2 separate regions of the Homo sapiens genome follow, and region 1 is linked to region 2. Evidence: chromatin loops called from intact Hi-C (ENCODE). Cell type or tissue: heart right ventricle. All regions are shown on one strand.

The links. A loop is a pair of places that touch in the nucleus more often than their neighbours do. Peaks named below come from ENCODE experiments on the same cell type or tissue, not always from the same donor. Only the 100,000 strongest peaks of a DNase experiment are listed, where the experiment ranks them.
Region 1: a loop joins it to region 2, with 9 times the contacts of the local background. A loop is called at or near these places in 10 of 110 quality-filtered maps.

What each region holds. Positions count from the first base shown.
Region 1 is chr15:25,018,864-25,023,863 of GRCh38, forward strand. It overlaps SNHG14 (small nucleolar RNA host gene 14), which reads left to right. Exons shown (of 148, transcript NR_146177.1): 21 at 164-285; 22 at 965-1,006; 23 at 1,727-1,898. Among named protein-coding and RNA genes, the nearest start is that of PWAR6, 11 kb to the right of the region's middle. RefSeq lists an enhancer at 3,439-3,733. In heart right ventricle, no CTCF peak of the experiment used is centred here; no DNase peak of the experiment used is centred here; H3K27ac peaks cover 1,045 bases.
Region 2 is chr15:24,958,678-24,963,677 of GRCh38, forward strand. It overlaps SNRPN (small nuclear ribonucleoprotein polypeptide N), which reads left to right. Exons shown (of 10, transcript NM_003097.6): 2 at 3,437-3,532. It overlaps SNURF (SNRPN upstream open reading frame), which reads left to right. Exons shown (of 3, transcript NM_001394334.1): 2 at 3,437-3,532. SNHG14 (small nucleolar RNA host gene 14) reads left to right here. Exons shown (of 148, transcript NR_146177.1): 5 at 3,437-3,532. Among named protein-coding and RNA genes, the nearest start is that of SNURF, 6.2 kb to the left of the region's middle. In heart right ventricle, no CTCF peak of the experiment used is centred here; no DNase peak of the experiment used is centred here.

The DNA.
Region 1 (5,000 bases), 60 kb after region 2:
AAATAAGCAAAAACTAACTGCAGTGGGTTCACAAGTTAGTTTAATTAAAATGATCTTTCAATATTTTAATAATTTGGGGACTTTAGGAGGTTGAGGAATGAGAGAACTTCACCTTCTGTATATTAACTGGTCGTATGTCACAATTTTCCCATATTTTTCACAGTTATAGCTGAGGTGGTACCAGTTTAAGAAGTGAGAACTTCTTCACTGACTGAAATTTGCATATCAATCCAAATCATTGTGCTTATTTACTATTTTTGTAGACGTCATTCTTCAAAAGTGCTGGTAAGAATCAGTAACCCTGGTGTACTGTTTATTTTTGACCAGTTTGATATTGAATCTAATTTGTAATATTTTAAAATCCAAAACTATACATGAATTCTATAAAACACAAAGTTGTGAATTTGTGGAGTGATTATCAGTTAGGTGAAATAAAAGAGATAAAAGGGCTCCCTAAATTTTGACACAGTTTTGATATGTAGTTTATGCAGGTTTTGATTTACCAGTCTTATCTACTCTCACCGTAGTATGTAATGTCATCTGGACTGAGACTATAACTTTTTATCTGTATACTCAGTAAATTTTATATTATTTCAGTAAATTTTATTGAATAAATGCTCTGGAATAAATTCATCAGCTAGAGGGAGATAAGAAGGAAGTCTGGCAGCCTGTGGAAAATAAAGAAAATGGATAGGCTATTAAAAGATGTCAGAGACCAAAGTCATTAGGAATTAGAATTTACTATAAATAGTATGGGTTATAATGAGAGTAGCAGGTTTAATTTTAGTTCCAAGTGCATGATTTAGGATATCATCAGTAAGTAGGTAAGGTCAGCAGATAGGAGTTGAGGAATATTTCAACATTGAAGTGGTAAAAGTAGGGTCTTAACACCCTTTCTTTCGATGAGTGAATGAAAAATCTTCAACTATTTTCCAACATTCCTGTTTTTCTTTTTTTTCACAAGCATCTTCAATAGTCAAGGAGGACAAAGACATCTTTCCTGCAGGTAAAATCATTAAAGACTATATTGTGATTTTGAAGCTGTTCTATTTGCTACGTTGAGGATATATTAGATTCTTATTTGAGTTCTTTGAAATTAAATTTCTTTTCTCATACATCCTACTTTGTGGTTATGTGATTATTTTGAGTCGATATTTTAATCAAGGACTTTATAGTTAACTCTTGTTAATAACCAACATTTAATGAAATCAGGCATTTTCTTGACTTTAGTACCACGAGAAGTTGCACAAGAAGCATACAGGGTAGCAAGGAGAATTGATGGGTGGATACTGGGTTTTAGTTTGTGGAAAGATCTTAATGGAATACACAGAGTATCTTATTAGTATTTCCTTATATTGTGTCTTTTAAAAAAATTCTTAACCCCTGAATTGGTGTATAAATTAGAATGAAGAAACTACACAGGAAATGCTGGTTCAAAGAATAAATAGGTGGTTGGTTGGCGTGAAAATAATTTGGAATAGGAGATAGGTATTCAAATCACAAAAAAATGTGTAGAGAAACGAAGGAAAATGGCAGCTTTATCATTTGCATACAGTACGTATACCTGGTTTTTGTAGGTTTTGGGTTATTCCACATCAGATTGTAGGAGTTCGGTTTTATGGAGTATTACTTGACTTGAAGATGATATATTTCTGTCACCAGGCATGGCTGTGTCATAACCTGTTGTTTATTTCCATTTGCAATCTCTTCTTCTGTACTCTCTCAGGTGGTGACCATGTGGATAATAGGATCATAGACAAATGGTGGTTCCATCTACAGCATCACCGAAATGCTGTTGTTACTGCTTCTTTCTGGGATCTTCTTGCATCTTTGCTTCTAAAGGGGCACACCTTTTATAGAAGTACGTCCAGGAATAGAAGTGACCTGCTTTTTCGCAAGTAATTGCCTGGAATGTTTTTATGTACTTCTCTGCACTCTCAATACATTTCATGCTTCCCTCTATTTTTGTATATTAACTCATTGTATTTCTTAAATTTATATTTTACTTTATGAATGGAAGTGAGATTTGTGTATGGTAAATATAATTAATTCAACCCCATGGATACGTTAGTCACTGTCCAGATGATGGCAAGTCTTTCTCAGAAGCAGAGGGCCTTGGTGTGCCAGTGATTTTTTTTCCCCATGTGTAAGATACTTTTTTTCCTCATTTGAATCAGGAGCCCACAGTTTTTAGACAAGTCCCAAATGAAATCTTAAGCATTTGTGTTATCTGGACTAGACCTTCTGTAGTATCCTTTTTGTTAGACCTAGTATATCTCATTGCAGATCAGGATCTGAGATTGACTATAGTTCACCTCTTTCCAAGTACACAAACTTGGATGACATGACAACTGAGTGTGTAAGGGAGAGCGAGACCCTTGCACTGCCATTTGAGCCCTTGTGATCTCATCTTGTAGAACATGTTGTACAATCATTTTATTGGTATCATTAGTGTTATTTGGGGCTGGAATAAAAATCTCAGTGCACCAAAGAGATTTCCCCTTTATCCACGTTACCCTGGTTTTCCTTTGTTTTCTGTTTAACCTAAACGGGCTTAATATAAAATAGTGCTTATTTGGTGTTTTAATTGTCTGCTTCTATAACATAAGCTGCACTGTCCATTGGGGAACTGCTCACCATATTGCCCAACCTGTCTTGATAGGTTTATACATGGGAGGCATTCAGTAATATTAATTACCTCTCTAGACCAGTGTTAGCAATAACAAACACTTGCTAGAATTTTAAGACTATATAATCAATCACTTTGATGTCAGTTAATCCTACCAACACAAGATTAAAGGTTTAAAAATCTCATACGTGTACAGCCATTAGTGTCTCCTTTCATACTATATTATTTTGTTCATTGGCAGCTAGATTTTTAGGTAGAACTTGTGTTCCTTTTTGCAATGCTCATTTATTTTACCTGGACAGAAGGTGCTCTTCTGTCTCTTCTCCAAAGTTAATTTATCTCATACTATTTCTTGTGTTAATATTTTCCAAGTTCAGTATGCTGTTCTGGTTATAAGAAGATCAGTGTCCTAATCACACACTTTTACATTATATGAAACATCATACAGAGTTTTGTAGTCTGTATAACAATACACAGAGGTAGCAAAATTTGTAAAAGAGCAGACTATATAGTCCATACTGTAGTAACTACTCAACATTGCCATTATACGTGAAATCGGCTATAACCAATTCATAAACAAATGAATTTGGCCGTGTTCTAGTAAAACTTATTTACAAAAACATGTGTTAGGCCAGATTTGGACCACAGGCTGTAGATTTCTGACCTCTGGCTTACAGCAGAAGTTTATTATGATCCTGGGGAAGGTGGATATACATGGAAGGCAGAAGCGAGAAGATGTATTCCATCCCATGTCATTTTTCTGAACCCTCAACGTAGGAAGTTAAACTAAAACATGGGGCAGAATCTGCTTTAAGCCTTTGAATTCTTGGCTCTTAAAGCCAGGTTGAGGGTTATGTGTTTTTATTCTTTTATATCTCCTTTTCACTTAGGCTTGGCAACTAGTTCATTGAAACAGAGCCAACAAGAATGAGTGAGTCACTCAGTGATATGAAGCAAGCTGTGGTCATTTATCTACTACCTTCCATACCTACTTCCTAGGTTTGATAAGTAGTGTTTGTAGTGTAGTTGTCAGTAACTTTTCTCAGCTTACATAAGTTTATGTGGAATTCATTTACAAATGTGTGATTATTACGATAGATGTTATTTTATAAATTTCAAGGTTCTTTAATACAGCATGGACATGTTTCTAAATCAATAAATATAGCTTACCCACAGACTTTTTATGGGATGTAAAGTATGTATTACAACAGGTAAATCCATTTCTCTGTTTTGGGAAAGCAGGTTAATGTTTTGTTTGTTTTGTTGCTGCATATAATGTTGCACTATATATATATTCTAATGCAGTTGGTCTCCTAATTCTACAGGATAAATGTCTAGCTGTGGCATTGTTGGATCATCAGTTTCGTTTCAGTTAGATGCTGTGAAATTGCTCTTGAAAATGGTGTCCTCTGCCACCACAGAACGGTGTTGTAATGGAAGTGCCAATTTTCATAAAAACTTGTGTGCAACAGGTATTAAGAATTTTTGAGGTCGGGCGCAGTAGCTCACGCCTGTAATCCCAGCACTTTGGGAGGCCTAGGCAGGTGGATCACCTGAGGTCAGGAGTTCCAGACCAGCCTGACCAACATGGTGAAATCCCATCTCCACTAAATACAAAAAATTAGCTGGGCGTGGTGGCATATACCTGTAATCCCAGCTACTTGGGAGGCTAAGACAGGAGAATTGCTTGAACCCAGGAGGCGGAGGTTGCAGTGAGCCGAGATTGCACCACTACACTCCAGCCTGGGTGATGAGCGAAACTCCATCTCAAAAAAAAAAAAAAGCTTTAAATTTTTAGCCAATCTAATAGGTGAAAATGGCATTTTTAACATAAGTCTGACTTAAACAATTAATGGCCGTGGCTAAAAGAAGAATCAAATAATGATGTGTGATTTATAAGATAAGGAGGCAGTACCCCATTTTTCCTCACTCTACCCAAAAATCCTGTTTATCTGAGCAAGAAATCATTAATATTTTCTAAATCCGCTTGGAAGTTCATAAACGCCCTAAGTATACCTTATACCAGCGTTTTTATGACTTTGTATTTTTGAAATAATTTTAGATTCAGAATCGCAAGAATCATGCAGAGCGACCTGATTTACGCTTCACCTAGATTGACTTTTTATTCTGCATCGTTGTGTTCTTCCCCCACTTCCTCTTCTTGCTCTCGCCTCCCTTTATATGTTTATACATAGCATTATCATTTTATGTACTATTTGAATGATTTGCCGACATTATCTTCCTGTAACCCAAAACACTTCAACATCTACTTTCTAAGAGCCTGAGCATCTTATATTGACTTCGGTAAAAATTTCAAAATAATGAAATGTGTCAATAGTATAAAAGTATAACAGTATGCAGTCCATATTCA
Region 2 (5,000 bases):
TCTTATATTCATGGGGTACAGATTAGCAGCCTATCATTAACCTTATTTTTTTGTTTTTAGGAGACAGGGTCTGGCTATGTTGCCCAGGTTGGAGTGCAGTGATGCAGTTATAGCTCCCTGTAACCTCAAACTCCTGGATCAATCTAGACTCCTGCCTCAGCCTCCCAAGTGCCTGTTAGTACAGGCTTGAGGTACTGTGCCCAGCTAACTTTTTATTTTTTTGTAGAGAGGGGTCTCCTTATGTTGCCCAGACTGGTCTCGAACTCCTGGACTCAAGCAGTGCCCCTGCCTAGGCCTCCCAAAGTGCTGGCATTGCAGCCATGAGCCGCTATACCTGGCCAACTTTGTTTATTTTTATTCTTGAGATCTTAGTTAAATTTTATGGAAAATTTAGGCCGTAATAAAATTGGGATTCCATTGCTTTTTGCTTTTCAATATATTTCCGGATTATTACTTTCAGTGTAAGTGATCTGAGGGCAAACATTTAACACCCTTTCTATATGATGATTTTTTCATGATGTCCTCAGTTTCATAAAATGTTGGTTTCTGTGTTGGGGATGCAGTTAGATAAATGCATGTGTGTGTGTATCTAGAACATTCAATAAAGTAGTGTTTTCAAAATCTTATAGATGACATTTTATATGTAGATTAAAAATAAGTAGATTTAAGCCAGGTGCGGTGGCTCATGTCTATAGTCCCAGCACTTTTGGAGGCCAAGGCAGAAGGATCACTGGAGCCTGGGAGTTCAAGCTTGGGTATTGAGACCCCGTCTCTACATTTAAAAAAAGGTAAATTCAGAAAGTTGAAATAATAGAATATTTTGGTTTGATGGCTATTTCCTCAGTTGACCTCAGACCTTTCATATTGAGCAACTGCCGAATGGGTTCTTTTTGTTTTTTGGTAAGACAGTGTTTGCAGTTGTACACTATTAGATTAATCATGGTTTAGTTGATAGTTTCTTTAATTGTATTATATTAAGGTACTACATTATTAGCTGTATTTGTGTGCCCACCATAATGTAGCACTGATCAGTACTAAATTCCTTTTTATGGCTGAAAGACATTCGTTTGGATATATCATATTTTCTTCATTCGTAAGTTGATGGACATTTGAGTTGTTTCCACTCTTTGGCTATTATGAATAATGCTACTAGGAACACGTATAATACGTTTAATACAAAGAATTAGTTTCACAAGGTTTTACTTAGCCCTCGTATATGCCAGGTTCTTGAAATTTTGTCTTTTTGGAAGTATGAGAGTAGTGGTAGCTGGGAAGGCTGCAGGTATAATAGAAAGAACATGAACTGTCTGGGCATGGTGGCTCATGCCTGTAATCCCAGCACTTTGGGAGGCCGAGGTGGGTAGATCACCTGAGGGCAGGAGCTCGACATCAGCCTGGCCAACATGGTGAAACCCTGTCTCTACTATAAATACAAAAATTAGCTGGGTGTGGTGGTGCATGCCTGTAATCCCAGCTACTTTGGAGGCTGAGTTTGGGTCTTGTAATATTACTTCATCTAGCAGTAGAGTTAGTGTCATATGTTACTTTCATGATTAACATTTTTAGGAAGTTGGCAAAGTCTATATATAACACTTTATGTTTCCACCAGCAGTTTCCCCACATCCTTTACAAATATTGTGGTGTCAGATGGTGGCATTTCAGTGGGGGTTTTTTCATTTTGAGGCAGGGTCTGGCTCTGTCACCCAGGCTGGTGTGCCAGTGGCATGATCTCAGGTCACTGCAACCTCTGCCTCCTAGGCTCAAGCGCCCTCTCACCTTAGCCTCCTGAGTAGCTGGTACCACAGGCATGCACCACCACACCCAGCTAATTTTTGTATTTTTTTGTATAGATGTTGCCCAAGCTGGTCTCCTGAGCTCAAGTGATCGCTGGCCTCAGCCTTCCATGAACCATTGCGCCCTGCCTCATTGGGATTTTGATTTGCATTTTTTAGTGACTAATGTTCAGCATCATTTCATATAGATTAGCCACTTGTATGTGTTTGGAGGACTGTCTATTCAAGTGTTTTACCCATCGTAGCAATAGAATTTGCCCTTTTATTGTTGAGTTGTGAGAGTTCCTTACATATTCTGGATACCAAACTTGAAAAAATACTTTTTTGAGGTGTGAGTGACATACAAAAGCTGTAGATAGTTAATGTTAAAAGTTGATATGCTAAGAGATAAGTACATGCCTTTGAAATCATTCTTATCAAAATTAGTGGCATAAATGTGTCTGTCACCTGAAAAAGTTTCTTTGCCTCTCCCTACCTTCTTTTTTTTCATTGTTTGGATTTTCTTTTTGTTTGTTTTGGATACTAGAAACTTAGCTGTATGTTAAGCAAATATTTTTTCCTATTCTGGTTATCCTTTCACTTTCTTTAGTGTTTTCGGAACTTTATTTTTTGATGAAGTCCACTTTATTTTTTATACTGCTTGTAATTCAGGTGTTATATTTAATAGACCATTGTGTAATCAAAAGTAATAAACATTATCAGTGTATAAAATTTTACCATTTAGAAATCAAATATGTGTGTATGGCTTGATTAGAACATTTAAACTCTTGAAAGAATAAAACAGCTGTGCGTTATTGGTAAGCTATTTTACCAATCTAAAAGTCTAACATGACTTAAAAACATCTAGGGTTCAGAGAATTATTAATAGCTTTTGGCATGTATCTTTGAATTTTGCTTTTGAGATATTACTTGTGTTACTTTAGTGAAAGGTCCTGCTGACCTTTCTGATTTATCATCTTTAAAGGTTCATAGGTGGTTTCTGCAGTCCCTAATATGGCTAGTCTGGTGTGGGATTTCATGTTCTGTTCCCTTGAGCAGCCATTTTATGAGGGGTTCTGCAGACGTAACATGGCGGGTTTTTTGTTTGTTTGTTTGTTTTTGCTATGTGGATAGTTTTTAGCTTGAGCAGCTCTTCTATTGCTTTGCAAATCCTAAAGAAAGCACCATTTGCATGTTTTTTTAAAGTAGATATTTTATAATTTAAACTATGTTCTATTCCACTATATAAGTATGTCTACTGTATCCTAAAAATATTTTTTGAAACCATTTTGGAAATCAGGTTTACTGTTTTTGGGGGGAAGGTGAGTAGGGTAGTGGTGGTATGTATGTATCTACATCTGCATAAGTGGGAATTTTATATGTACGTGACTACAAATAGAGGTAGATATATTATTTTAATTTCATTTTCTGATTTTTTTTAAAACCAGATTTTCTGATGTCATGGGCTTCTAAAAGGAGAAAAAAGTGGTTATAGCATAGATTATGACTGTTTGAAGGTTAAAGATCTTGTAATAATTTTACCTTGTTTTAATTAGATTTAAAAATCCATTATATTAAATGTAGTTCTAAATATAACCTTGACAAATAGTTATTTCATAGATTGATGCAGTCTACCAAACAAATGCCTCTCTTTTCTGTTTCAGGGATCGCTTACACCTGAGACGAACTACAGAACAGCACGTACCAGAGGTGGAAGTCCAAGTCAAACGCAGAAGGACTGCCTCACTGAGCAACCAAGAGTGAGTACAGACTGTGTTGGGAACAAATGCAAGTCAGAATCTCCTTTCAGATTAGAACAAAATATCATGCAATGAGGGGATTAAAATGAACATAATTGAAGAAGCAGACACATCTAATACAGAAGATGTAGTAAAAAAGCAATGAAATTCTTAACCATATTATCCTAAAATAATTCACCCTCTTAAAGATTTTAGTATAATTTTCTTTTTTCCTATACGTGGGTAAGTGCATTTTATCTTTATAAAATTTTGTAATTACCCTTCAACATAAGCATACTTAAATTTTTCTGCATTATTAAATCACTTTGTATGCTTGCAAAATGTACTGTGCGCTGAAGTGATTAATTTACATATTCATTCTTGCTCTGTGATATTTAGGTGTTTGTTTTTGGTTAGTGCATTTATTCTGTTAAAATTTAAAATACATTTGTGTTTTTTATCCTGTTTTAAGTATATATATGTGGAATGTATATATAGGATGTATACACAGACACACTCAGACACATATTTTAATTTAGATTTCTAGAAGGGAAATTTTAATTAAAAATAGGTGAACATTTTAAATGACCTAATACATATTTAGTCCACATTGAAACTTTGGCATTTTGTCATTGCCATTAAAATTTTGATGGCATTAAAATTTGATGCCATTAAAATTTTGATCAGTAGGTAGCATTTTTTTCTTAGCTACAATTGTTTTTTTTAATTATAAGTATTAAAAATTCATGAAGATGATTCTTTTTGTAAAACAGTTTTGCATAAAAAGTAAGTCTCATTTTAAAGCAACTACCAACTTAACTGGCCTTTTCCTCCCCAGAGATAATCATTAAGTAAATAGCCATCAGACCTTGTCCTATGCATTGTGTGTGTAGTGGGGAGAGAGGAAGGGAGGACATGGGACACATTTGAAGTTTGTGTGCATACGACACCGTGCTGTCTGTATTTTGACAATATGTCTTGGTGATCTTTTCATATCAGTACACATAAATCTACCTTATTTTACAAAGTGTGCGTGGTGTGATAACATTATTATTGTAATCGTTAGCTTGCTGCTGGATATTTAGTTTGTTTGCATTGTTTGGCTATTAACAATGAAAAGAACAGTCACTTTGAAAACGCAGTGTAGGCCAGGCATGGTGGCCCATGCCTGTAATCCCAGCACTTTGGGAGGCTAAGCCAGGCGGATCACAAGGTCAGGAGTTCGAGACCAGCCTGGCCAACATGGTGAAACCCCGTCTCTCCTAAAAATACAAAAATTAACCGAGTGTGGTGGCACGTGCCTGTAATCCCAGCTACTTGGGAGGCTGAGGCAGGAGAATTGTTTGAGCCCAGGAGACGGAGGTTGCAATGAGCTAAGATGGCACCACTGCACTCTAGCCTGGGTGACAGAGCAAGACTCCATCTCAGGAAAAAAAAAAAAAGAAAATGCAGTGTATGAATACTAATTTATTTTATTTTTTTCAAATTA